Regions from separate parts of the Homo sapiens genome. Here region 2 is linked to region 1. A link is an interaction called in ENCODE POLR2A ChIA-PET data of the cell type or tissue named here. Cell type or tissue: Panc1. All regions are shown on one strand. Each heading gives the region's core, and the rest is flanking DNA. Links, peaks and the distances in the headings are about the cores only.

Evidence for each region. ChIA-PET counts read pairs that join two places held together with the same protein. Peaks named below come from ENCODE experiments on the same cell type or tissue, not always from the same donor. Only the 100,000 strongest peaks of a DNase experiment are listed, where the experiment ranks them.
Region 2: POLR2A ChIA-PET joins it to region 1 with 14 read pairs; 2 of 35 experiments call an interaction of 5 or more read pairs at or near these places.

The regions. Positions count from the first base shown.
Region 1 is chr2:160,416,059-160,422,454 of GRCh38, reverse strand. All of the region lies in intron 1 of RBMS1 (RNA binding motif single stranded interacting protein 1), which reads left to right. Among named protein-coding and RNA genes, the nearest start is that of MIR4785, 11 kb to the right of the region's middle. RefSeq lists an enhancer at 4,251-4,785. In Panc1, for the core only: no CTCF peak of the experiment used is centred there; no DNase peak of the experiment used is centred there; H3K27ac peaks cover 413 bases.
Region 2 is chr2:159,718,179-159,724,574 of GRCh38, reverse strand. The region is part of intron 3 of MARCHF7 (membrane associated ring-CH-type finger 7); the gene reads right to left. Among named protein-coding and RNA genes, the nearest start is that of MARCHF7, 8.9 kb to the right of the region's middle. In Panc1, for the core only: no CTCF peak of the experiment used is centred there; no DNase peak of the experiment used is centred there.

The DNA.
Region 1 (6,396 bases), core at 1,942-4,441:
TGGCACAATTAAAATGTCTAATGCTATAATTTTTGTGAACAAGAGTACAGAATAGATGGAAGAATTGGAATTACAGAACTTGATGATACACAATGATGTCAGTCAATGAAAGAAAGTGGATGTGTAGGTTTTCTTGAAGTGGAACTGTCAGGCTTACTCACGACCCCCTAAACTCAAGGCTTAGGTTTAGATGAAATGATATCACCCAGGAAGAGTGCTTAGCTATATGCTATATTTATCTGAAAAAGGTGGGCATTAGAAGAAGGTAAATAAATGATGATAAATATCTTTGTCATTTAACAAACTGAAATGTCTGCTTTGTTTCCTACAAAAACTCTGTGAGGATGATATTGTTGTCTTTTTGCTTTTTACAGCTGAACAGTAGATTTAGGTGAAAGTAGCTAACAGCCAGTAGAACTGTCTTTTTGACACAGTAGTTCTTCTTGAAAGCCCATTCCTTGCCCGCTACTCATTACTATAAATGGCAGCATATAGAATGAGTTAGAGTGAAGACATTTATGCAGCCAACAGACACATGAAAAAATGCTCATCATCCCTGGCCATCAGAGAAATGCAAATCAAAACCACAATGAGATACCATCTCACACCAGTTAGAATGGTGCTCATTAAAAAGTCAGGAAACCACAGGTGCTGGAGAGGATGTGGAGAAATAGAAACATTTTTACACTGTTGGTGGGACTGTAAACTAGTTCAACCATTGTGGAAGACAGTGTGGCGATTCCTCAAGGATCCAGAACCAGAAATACCATTTGACCCAGCCATCCCATTACTGGGTATATACCCAAAGGATTATAAATCATGCTGCTATAAAGACACATGCACACATATGTTTATTGTGACACTATTCACAATAGCAAAGACTTGGAACCAACCCAAATGTCCATCAATGATAGACTGGATTGAGAAAATGTGGCACATATATACCATGGAATACTATGCAGCCATAAAAAAGGATGAGTTCATGTCCTTTGTAGGGACTTGGATGAAGCTGGAAACCATCATTCTCAACAAACTATCTCAAGGACAAAAAACCAAACACCGCATGTTCTCACTCATAGGTGGGAATTGAACAATGAGAACACTTGGATACAGGAAGGGGAACATCACACACCGGGGCCTGTCGTGGGGTGGGGGAAGGGGGGAGGGAATAGCATTAGGAGATCTACCTAATGTTAAATGAGGAGTTAATGGGTGCCGCACACTAGCAGGGCACAGGTATATATATGTAACAAACCTGCACGTTGTACACATGTACCCTAGAACTTAAAGTATAATAATAAAAAAAAAAAGAAAAAAGAATAAGTTAGAGTGGATCTCAAGAGCTGTCCTGCTGTACCTTGAAGAGGAAAAGGAAGAGACGGTGCCTCTTGGTGTGGGGAAGACAGAACGGTCAACCATTGGAGTTTCAACAGAAGTTGTGCCATCCGGGGAAAGTAATTCTTGGTTGCTTTAGTCATTCTAAAATACATCGTGGTACCATCTTGGGTTTTAATAAATAAATGCTCACCCAAGATAACAGTGAATCATTTCCAAACCTTCTTACCTCAAGAGGCTATAATTTTTATGTATCTGACAGCAAAACTTGTTTTATAGCAGAGAAAGTTGTAGGGGGTACTGAGGTTAATGCTTATCTTTTCTGGGTTCCTGTAACCATGTTCTGGTTCATTCTTTGTAACAAAAATTTTCAGTAAAGTTGGGAGCATGTGTCCTCATAATTTCTGGCTCAGGATCATGTAGAAGTGAGCCACAGTGACTGAGGGGAATATATCATAATCCTCAGGTGAGCTGGACTGGAAAGGAGGCCGAGAACTACTGACTGACAGTGAAGCCAGGTCAATGGGTACTTGCTGACTGTCGCAGGCTGCATTTCAATAGAGTACGTATGGGGAGTATGTGCTAAATCTTGGCCATCATTGTATCTTCAATAGAGGAGTTTATAATGTAAAGACACTGAGCTGGCCTAATTTAGGCATTAATACCATCCTTAGAAAATGTAGCAAGAGGTCTTGGAAAATAGATGAGAGTAGGAAAAACTCAGAGTGGGTAGACCATGAGGCATGATTTCAACAGAGTAAACGGAGGGATGAGTGTGGTTTGGCTGATGGAAAAACAGAGGCTGTTTCCTGGCAAAGCTCAGAGCTAGAGAAGAGTGAGTTCATGGGCAGCCAAGACACAAATAGTAGCTGGAAATAGAGGTAAAGGGACAAGGGAGTTAGAAAGTGGAGAGCTTTACAAGTGCTGTTCAGAAATTTGCATTTGATGTGGGAGTTTTAGGAAGTAGAGTGATACAGCCAAAGAGGCCAGAAAAAAATTATTTTGGAAGCAGGGTATACAACAATTTGGAGTAAATAAGGACCAGTCAGAGGGAAAAACAGAAGAGTTCCAGCAGTTCAAGCTCGAGAAAACTCCATAAAAGATATGGAGAAAGAGAAGAGAGTCAGTATGAATCACAGATAAGCTGCTAATTTAAAAATCGTGTATTTTCACTGTCAAATGTAGAAATTAGCAGCCTCCTATTTGTTTCATCACTCAGATTTGCAGCATTTCTCAATGGGTTTACTGTAACCTTTGTACTATCCAGACTGTAGTCTCATAACTTTTTAAATGTTTGGTTTTTTTCCCATTTTCTTTTTTAGGAGAGATTCATGAGGAAAAGGTAAATGGGCAGATAAAGTAGTTATTTAAAAGAAAACTTATAACCGGCTATGTAGTCACTTCCTAGGTGCTGTAGCACCAAGAATCAGTTTACTTTTGTTGTCTGGGATCCTCTGAATCAACCTCACAAGTCTTTTAATACACTGACATCCACTAAAAATACTTGAATTGCGGACATTTTCAAACATACAATAAGGTGGAAAGAAAAACTTCAGCAATTATCAGCACTTTGTCCATTCTTATTTACTGATATAACCTTTTAAATGTTAAATGATAGAATGAAACGAATGATATGATTTTGAACTACAAGAGTTTATACACCTAGGAGTAGACATGGGACTAAAACAAAATTTTTTTAAAGAGTTTATACACCTACTTTAAAAAATCTGTCAGTCACTAAAAGCTTAAATTATGATTCATTTTTAAAATAAAGGGCCAAACAGGCATAGAAAGGGAGGAAAACAGTTCCTATAGTGATTTGCAATATTTTTTAGCCTGATATATTTAATAATGTTCATAGCAAATAGCTTAAGTGAATTCTAAGACTTCTTAAAAGAGTCCCCCTAAAATAGAATATATTTTAAATCAATCAAGAAATTACAAATTACAGAATTTAGCATGATATTCTTTAATATTGAGGAAGTTTGGCTGGTAAATTAGAATGTAAAATTTATCACTGAATTAACCGTGATTAATTATCTCACCCAAGATAACAGTGACTCATTTACAAACCTTCTTAAGTATTTCTTAAGTATTTGAAAGTCATAAGCTTGTTTTAACTTTATAGAATAATAACATCTGTTTGAATAGGACTTGCATACATTTTTAATATATTGCTTATTCATTCATTCCAACATTCATGAACCAATATTCAAACACTTAATATGTGCCAAGCCCTGTGTTAGAGGCTTGGCTATATCAGTAGTTTGGTATGTTAATAATTCTTATTAGATGACTTTCAAGGTGAGATCAATTATAATTTTCTTTTATAACAAGGGGAACATTACAGATAAATGAAATTAATGGATAATCCCCAAGCCTCAGGTTAATCAACCTGCAGTCAATAAATAAATTGGCTGGTTTGTTTCAGTTTTTCATGTTGGTTTTATCATCACACCAGCAGTTAAATGACTAAAAGGAATGCTGCATATGGAAGAAGAGGAAATGCAAGGAACTAGTCAGTTCCTGAACAAATATGAAGTATCAGATACTAATAGTCGTTGTTCCAAATGTGAATCATTTACATCTTTTCCTGTAACTGGGTCATCTTAACTGTTGTTATTGCTTTTGATTCACTTTGTAATTTCATATAAATTTTAAGGACTGTGATAATCATTTCAGATATATGTCTTTTTATCTGATTTACCTGATCTATGTAAAAATTACTTTTCCAATCTGAAGACCCAGAAAGACTAAGAACTGGCACTCCAGGTACCGTAAAAGGGTGGAAATTTGTGAGGCTCATCAGTTGGAATTGATGCCGTGTGCCGGAACAGTACTGATGACTGATCTTTGGAGTGTATGCGTGTCTGTGTATATGCATGCATTTGACTAAAACTTGCCAAAGAAGTAACAGTCCAGTATTCATGTTCTCAAGGTATGTTTGCAACTGACAGTTTAAAGCAGTAACAGCAAGAAGTGTACAGTGGCAAAGTCTGATAAATATCTATAGATTTAGGTTCATCTCCCTTTCATCTTTCTTATTATATAAATGCACTGAAAAACACTTGAAGTAGAATGACGTGATTGTGGAGAGAGAGCTGAGGAGGGAAGCAGACAGCTCAGCTTGTTCCTTTGTGATGGATGTCTTTGTGAGATTAGGGTGAAGTTTCTCATTCTGATGCGTGCAGACTGTGCCCACTACTTGTAAGACACACTGTCAGATCTCCTTGGAAAAACTGAGCATATGAGTCATTTACTTGTAAAAACTTAGTAGCTCTGTGTTCTTAGGAAGATTAAAAATGAGTGTTTGACAAATATTTTTCTAAAGCCAAGGTTATGAATAGAAAGGACATGGATATGCATTTGCATGCTGTGTATTCATGTACTTGTATGCCATGCTTTATAGATTCTAAGACTCACCTTTTTTACATTTCAACATCTCTGCAGTTGAAATGCAGGTTGTAAGTTATGGTGTCTTTTAATTACTGTAGTCCACTTTTTTCAAATGTCAATTAACATCTCTGTAATTTTCAGGCAGCTCACAATCAGTGGTATCTTAGATTGCATGACATACAGTTTATGTCTGAATATTTATAGGACACTGATACAGAGAGATGAGTGTGATACTTCTCTTTTACCCAAAAAATAAAGTGAGAAGATTTATTCTGACAATTAATGGTTGAAGTCAAGAGAAACTATTTGGTCATAGAATCTCATTTACTGAATAAGTAAGTCACATACAGTTGCAAAATGCAACACTTATTTACAGTCTCTCTTTATGATCTTAAGTAATCTAAAGATTAGGATGCAAATTCACTATGTAGTTTATAAAGCATGTTCTTTCTTATTTGATTACTGCATCACTACATTTTTTACATATATATAACTCTTTTTAACCCAGATATTCATGGTTTTGAAAAGAAGGTGAAAATTATTTCTGTCCTTTCTGTGTGTGTGTGCATGCGTGTGTGTGTGTGCACGCGCAAGAAAACTTTTACCTCATCCATTCATGCCTGCAACAAAACATAACTATGTGCAGGACATTAGGTTAAGTTAAATTGTTAGAGATTTACAGACTGCTTAAGCAATCTTATAAGATTCTTAAAGCGCAAGAAAAGATGACTTAGCTCTCACTTTTATAAGTTGACCAGTACAGAATACAGAGAAAAAGCACTATACAATCTATAGAAGCCACCGATTCTAGTCCTGCGGTAGAACTATGATGGATGGTTTCAGATTTCAAGGCTGTTTAACAAAGTTTTCTAGTAGATATGGCTAAATATGAATAGATGGAATGAATTTATTATTGGTCTAGGTGTCCAAGGAGAGACAGTAGCATTCATTCAATTACTGAAAGATTTATTGATAATGATTATTGTATAGCAATTACAAGGACCGGCCCTTAATAATTCTTTCCACCTCTGAAATTCTATATTTCTAGGGCTTCATGTCAGAGGGCAAGTTGCCTGATCGACCTGAGGGTATCTACCTGTTCAAAAAAAGGTCGGCACTGGTGGCGGGGCAGGGGCAGGTGGTAAGAATACCTGTCCTGCCTCCTTCCCCTAGACTTTAATGAGATAATGCATAATAAAGCATTTTATAAATTGTAACATTTTTATAAATTCATTATGTCTTACATGTGAAAAATGTAAATAGCCCCCAAAAATGTAAATGTCTTCAGAAGTTATCTACTTCTTCCTTCTGGCACTTTCTCCAGTTTAAAAGAGTCTAACTGAATTTTAACACTTAATAATAATGACTTGTTTGAAACATTGTATTTGCCACTAGATCAAACATTAGATTGGGAGGTGAAGGAAGGGTGGTTCTGGGAGTATCTAATATGTTGTCAGCGTTCTGGGAGTGTTTTTTACAGTTTGGAATTAGGAATCACTGATGTCATGATCAGTCACATTGTCATGGCAACATCGGAATTTCCTCATTTGCCTTCTCTTCACTTGGGGAGTATCAATTTGCCACAGGTCTGTCATCAGTTCACCCCATGTGTTAAACATACTAGATAACCCAGAACTAGTCATTCTTAAAGATACTCAGGGTGGG
Region 2 (6,396 bases), core at 2,233-4,732, 700 kb after region 1:
ACATAAGGACTGGGAGTAAGTTGCAGAAACCTCCTGGAAAGCAGAACCAAAAGAAATAGCAAATGTAACATGAAAATAATTATCTAGAGAGTTATAATTTGACTGTGGTTACAGAAAAATATAGAGAAAATTACCAAATAAACTTTTCTAGAAACGAAGGACAGAACTCTCCAAATTGAAAGGGCTCAAGACTACATAAGAGCATCAAAGAAAAAAGACCAACACTAAGCACAATATACCATCTTGAAACTGCAGAAAACCAGAAGTAATGGGAAGATCCTATAAGTTACTAGAGTGGAAAAAATGGGTCACATACAAAGAGAACGTAATCAGAACAGCTTAACAGCAACAATAAAGTCTTAAGACAATGAAATAATGCTTATAATACTGAGAAAAATGTTTAGCCTTGAATTCCAATCTAGCAAGTACATTTGAAGTGGAGAACAGAACATGTTTTCAGACATGCAAGGTCTCAACAAAACACAACGACCAAAAACACTACCAGAGGAAGCTAAATGAACAGCGTGTCCTAGAAAAATGGGAGTGTGAGGCAGGAAATAACAAGATATGAAACCCAGGAAGCAGCGATAAAGGGGAACTTAAGGGGGATGCTATGCAGAAAGCATGGCAAGCAAACAATTCGGACTGGAGCAGGACCTCAGGTAGCAGAAGTTGTAAGAAAAGAAAAAGCATCACATGGAAACTACATCTCATTGGCATGTGGTAGAGATGGTGGTACAACTTGAAAAAACTGTGTATATAGAAGAAAAGGCAATTTTAAAAATTAATTTTTTAACTTGGAAAAACTTAGCTGTTCATGAAAGGCATGATTGTTATTAGGTGAGCTCTTTAATATTTACATAGTCTTAATAATGTAAATATAGACTACTGAATCAATTTGCTACATATTGTGAGATGGAAGTGGGCAGTGGAAATAAGAATGGTAGGAAACAATGAAAAACCATGAAATAACAGTATAAGCACACTGTTTAGAAAAATGAAAGTATGTAAGTCCTAAAAGAAATAGCTAAATAGCAGAGGGGCACTGCCTTTGCAAAGTGGGACTAGAGATGGGGTAAAGGGTAAGGAAAAGGACTGCTCTTTTCCTTAGAAGCAGGATGACCATATTTCCCCACTTGCCCAGAACAGTCCCAGTTTATGTGCTGAAAAATTCTAATTTATGCTTATTATCCCAGAATAATTATTAATAGTACCTACGCTGTCTCTTAAAAGTGGCCTCATTTGGATGATAAAGCATATGGTCACCTAACTTAGAAATCTTTTCTACCATCGGCTTTTTACAAACTATATACGTATTTGGTAAGTCCATACAAAATATTTCATTAAAAAGAGGTAAATTCTGAACTGGAAATTTTTTAAAGGCATTCATTAGAGAAAAGAATATTAATGGTTAAACAGTGACAATGCAAAAGCCCATGAACAATTTAACAAGTAGCAGATGTGGTATTTTATCAAGGCAGCTATGAAGACACTAAAGGGACTGTATTTGCAATCAGAGGATTTTTGGGAAACAAAATGCTTTTTAAAAGACATACGTCAATATTAAGTTCTATAACAACAATAATGTTTCCTAATAATACCTCTTATAGTTTACTCTGACTACATTTACACCCAGTTCTTACTTGCAGAACTAAACTAACCTAGTAGGAAATCTGCTTAAAACAAACCTCCTTGGGAGAAGGCAAAGAGGCAGAGTCCTTTGAGAGAGATAATTTGATATTGTATGGAACTATTTTTGGCAACTCCTCTACATAAATTGATTGAATTTTGACAATGTAGGTGTTACATGAAAACTTATGTAATTTGGTTGCGTAAGTTGTAGGTCAAAAGCACAAAATATAGTGAAAAACAAAAATGTGCAGTCCTTGAAAAACTTCTATCGAATCACTTAGAAGGTTCTAAGAGACATCTTTTCAAGTCCATTCATTCATTTAACCAAGTTTTTTGGATACTCATGCACTAAGCACAGTAATTAATACTTAACAAGCGAATGAGGTAGGGGGACAACACTAAACGTTCTGAGATGGTGCCTGTAAAGAAATTGTAGTCTAATATGGAACAAACTACACAAATAATCACATAACTTCAATAGTTCTAAGTGCTACAAAGGAAAAGGTATAGGCTGGGCATGGTGGCTTACAGCTGTAATCTCTGCACTTTGGGAGGCCGAGGTGGATCACTTGAGGCCAGGAGTTCGAGACCAGCCTGGCCAACACAGTGAAACCCTCTCTCTACTATAAATACAAAAATTAGCCAGGTGTGGTGGCACGCGCCTGTGATCCCAGCTACTCAGGAGGCTGAGGCACAAGAATCACTTGAAGCCCGGGAGGTGGAGGTTGCAGTGAGCTAACACTGGGCCACTGCACACCAGCCTGGGCAACAGAGAAAGACTGTCTCAAAAACAAAAAAAGAAAAAAGAAAAAGGTATAAGCAAGAGCAGACTACTGGAAAGAGGCATTTGAAGCTTAATGTTTTAAACCAAGACTTAAAAACAAATAGCGCAAAAAAAGTTCACATGTACAATCTTTCCTCAATGGTCAATGAAATGGTCTTTTCCTTCTGTCACTATGTCATGCTTTTTAAAATTCAGATTTCATTTCAGAGCTGGACAGTTAGGCTATCTTCCTGTTTGGTGATAAGAAACTTATCACCAGGGCTGATTTTGTAGGTGTGGGCTCCAAGCTTCATTAAAAGTTTTGCAACTGACATCCTGAAATTCTATCTTTGAATTTGTGTTTTATAAGTGGAGTCAGATAGGGCAGTGAAGTATGCCTCACTGAAGTCCCAGTCATGATAGATCCACTAGAATTTTATCCTCATGTTCCTCATCAACAAGTCTATGACTGAGGAAGGGGAGGCACTGACAAGAGGCTACACTTTCTATTCTCCAGAACTGGTATTGAGTGTGTAAGGAATCTAATTAGCTACAAAGCCACACACACACAGACAAAAATCGTACGATTGGTATTTGAGATTTTTCACTTATTGAACTTTTTGACTTCTGAGATGAAGTTTCTGGATGAAGATTCTCTGAAGCTGATAATGCAGCTGCTAGTTTACCTAATAAGACATACTTTTACTCTGTTAAGTATGTCTTCACCTTAAGGCATTTTAATAGTGGCTGACACAGCAACAAGAGTAAAAAACCTGTATTCATACCAATTCAACAATTTATGTAGTCTGTCTATATCTCACAAACCTGTGGGCTTGCTTTAGCTATGAAAAAAATGAACTGCTTTTTTAAATGAGTGACTCCATTCCTCTGGGCATCCTAAGAAACTCTGAAGATATCCAGGACATAAACAAGGTAAGGAATCTTAACAGGCCACCTCCTCACAATAAGGTGGACTCCAAAAGACCACAACCTCAGATTAAGAGTTAAGGTATTAGGCCCAGTGTGGTGGCTCATGCCTGTAATACCAGCACCTTGGAAAGCCGAGGAGGGTGAATCACAAAGTCAGGAGTTCAAGACCAGCCTGGCCAACATGGCGAAACCGCCTCTACTAAAAATACAGAAAAAAAAAAAAAAATAGCCGTGTGTGGTGGCTCGCGCCTGTAATCTCAGCTAATCCGGAGACTAAGGCAGGAGAATTGCTTGAATCCGGGAGGCAGAGGTTGCAGAGAGCCGAGATCATGCCACTGTACCCCAGCCTGAGCAATAGAGCAAGACTCTGTCTTGAGCGGTTGCGGAAAGAGTTAAGCTATTAATAGAAGTAAACCAGCTCTTGTGCAGATTTGCAGCCCAGGTTAATGTTGCCTGCTTGGTAAATGGAAGTTCAAATCCTGAATTTGGTTTAAGGTGGTCCCAATTTAGTAATCTACCAGGAACATGGCAGAAGCCAACATAAATCTTGCTAGAGGAATATACCTTCATGCTAACTTTCAAATTATTTCTACAAGTATTTTTTCAAGTATAACGAACAAGGGATAACTAAGTATACAGCAAAATAAGATACTACAAACAAGGTCTTTGAGACACAAGATGAGAGAAAAAAAATAGGGTAGCAAAAACATCAAATCAAGCATTTCAGGCAGATTATAAAACTATGCTTAGTGTGTTTGAATAAAGAGAAGCTTGAAAAATACAGGCAAGGAACAGGAAACTGCAAAAAGAGCACTTTTTAACAAATATACAATAGCCATAATATAAATACCACCATGAGGATGAGACACCCAAAATGGAAGACATTATGTAAGATAATTGGCCTAGACTCTTCAGAAATCCTCCATGGCTGGGTGCAGTGGCTCATGCCTGTAATCCCAGCACTTTGGGAGGCCAAGGCAGGAGGATCACGAGGTCATGAGTTCAAGACCAGGCTGGCCAACATGGTGAAACCCCATCTCTACTAAGAATACAAAAATTAGCGGGGCATGGTGTTGCGTTCCTGTAATCCTAGCTCCCTGGGAGGCTGAGGAAGGAGAATCGCTTGAATCCAGGAGGCGGAGGTTGCAGTGAGCCGAGATGGCACCACTGCACCCCAGCCTGGGCAACAGAGCAAGACTCCATCTTGGGGCTGGAGGGGGGAGGGCGGGACACTGCTCCAACATTCTTGGCCTCATACTAAGCACTAGGCAGCGGCAGTCCACTACTGGAATACTCTGAAGGTAAATAAAGCAATAATAAAGGTCATATCCATCTCGACTACAGACAAAACAAAGTCAACCCACCATACTAATGCCCCGACAGAAGAATATGCCCATATCAATGCATAAATATTGTTTATCTCAGTCTCTAATCTGTTCTGTTTTTAGTTTAGCATTTAGTCAAAACTTGTATGATACACAAAAATGCAAGGAAAAAAAATCACCCCATTACCAAGAGATAAAATGGCAGAACCAGACCAAGACATAGCCCCAATGTCAACAAACAAGCAAACTGATGGGTTTAACAATAGACTAGGTAAAATTGAAAAACTGGGGAAGGAGGAAATAAGCTAGAAAAAAATCCCCTCAAACTAAATTAGTATTAGGATCATTACGGGAAGAGACATGGCTCCAAGGATGAGGACCCAAAGTCGTGGAAATGGATAAAAGTCAGATTCAATACATACTTCAAGTCAGAAAGGATTTACCTAATAACTGGGAAGGGAGGCAATTATAATACTGATGAAGAACAAACATTTTACTGTTTTTCTTTCAGGGGATTGGGAGTGGGCGGGGTGGTGGTGGGGGGTGGTCAAGGAAGCACACCAAGATTAGTTGGTTTTGAAAAATGAGCTGTCTGGCTGGTTGTGGTGGCTTCCAGCACTTTGGGAGGCCAGGGCAGGATTGCTTGAGGCGAGGAGTTCAAGACCAGCCTGGGTAACATATTGACACCCCGTCTCTACAAAAAATATTTTTAAAAAAGAATAAGCAGACCAGCCTGGCCAACACGGTGAAACCTCGTCTTTACTAAAAATACAAAAAAAGATTTAGCCGGGCGGTAGTGGTGCACACCTGTAATCCCAGCTACTCGGAAACTGAGGTAGGAGAATTGCCTGAGCCTGGGGAGGTGAAGGTTGTGGTGAGCGGAGATCGCGCCACTGCATCAGAGTGAGACACTTTCTGAAAATAATAATAATAAGCAATTAGAAGTGCCCAGAAGGTCCAGGAGAACGCTGGAAATACAGTTTTGGAGAGCAGTGTGGCTGACGGTATATTTTTCAGTTACATACACTGATTTATTTACTGTTTTCCAGATACATATGCTACCTCCTTGCCTTCTACTTATACTGTACCTTCTATTTGGCACTCTTCCCACAAACTTATCTCTAGTAGAATTTGGGGTACTATGAAAAAGTAAATTGAAAAACTTCAGGCAGTTTAAGAGAACATTAGGAGGAAAGGAGTTCTACCAATTACCCTACTTATGATTAAAGCTTTCTCTGACCACAACCACAAGCTGCCTACCAGGTAGAGCTTGGATTTTTAGTTTATCAAATTTGGAAAGCTGTGAACTCCTAAAAGCAGTACAATGTCCAAAAGTTTTTCTCTGATTCTGCTTATGAAGGTTTTTCTCAAGTATTATGTATCCCCTTCCATTATGCTACGGATCACTGTGTCCCATTATTACAATAATGGCCTTGATCAGGTATCTGTCAAGAGTCACACAGTAGTCATAAAATAACCAGTCTAACAAAAATGCCTCAGCCCTATTAACACATGCTACCTCCCACACCTAAAAGTCTTTTCCTGTATGTTAATGTATTAATAAATATGTATTTAATATATTAATAAAATTCATTTCCTATTTTTTTCCAAAATAGAAAACTGAGGCTAGGCTAGGCAGGAAATAAGTCAATCTTTGCCTAATTTTTGCACATCAGCCAATTTCTATTTGTAGAAATACGCTAGCTGAGTGCAAGCTTCAAAGTCTGCCCCTCACTTGGTATGCTT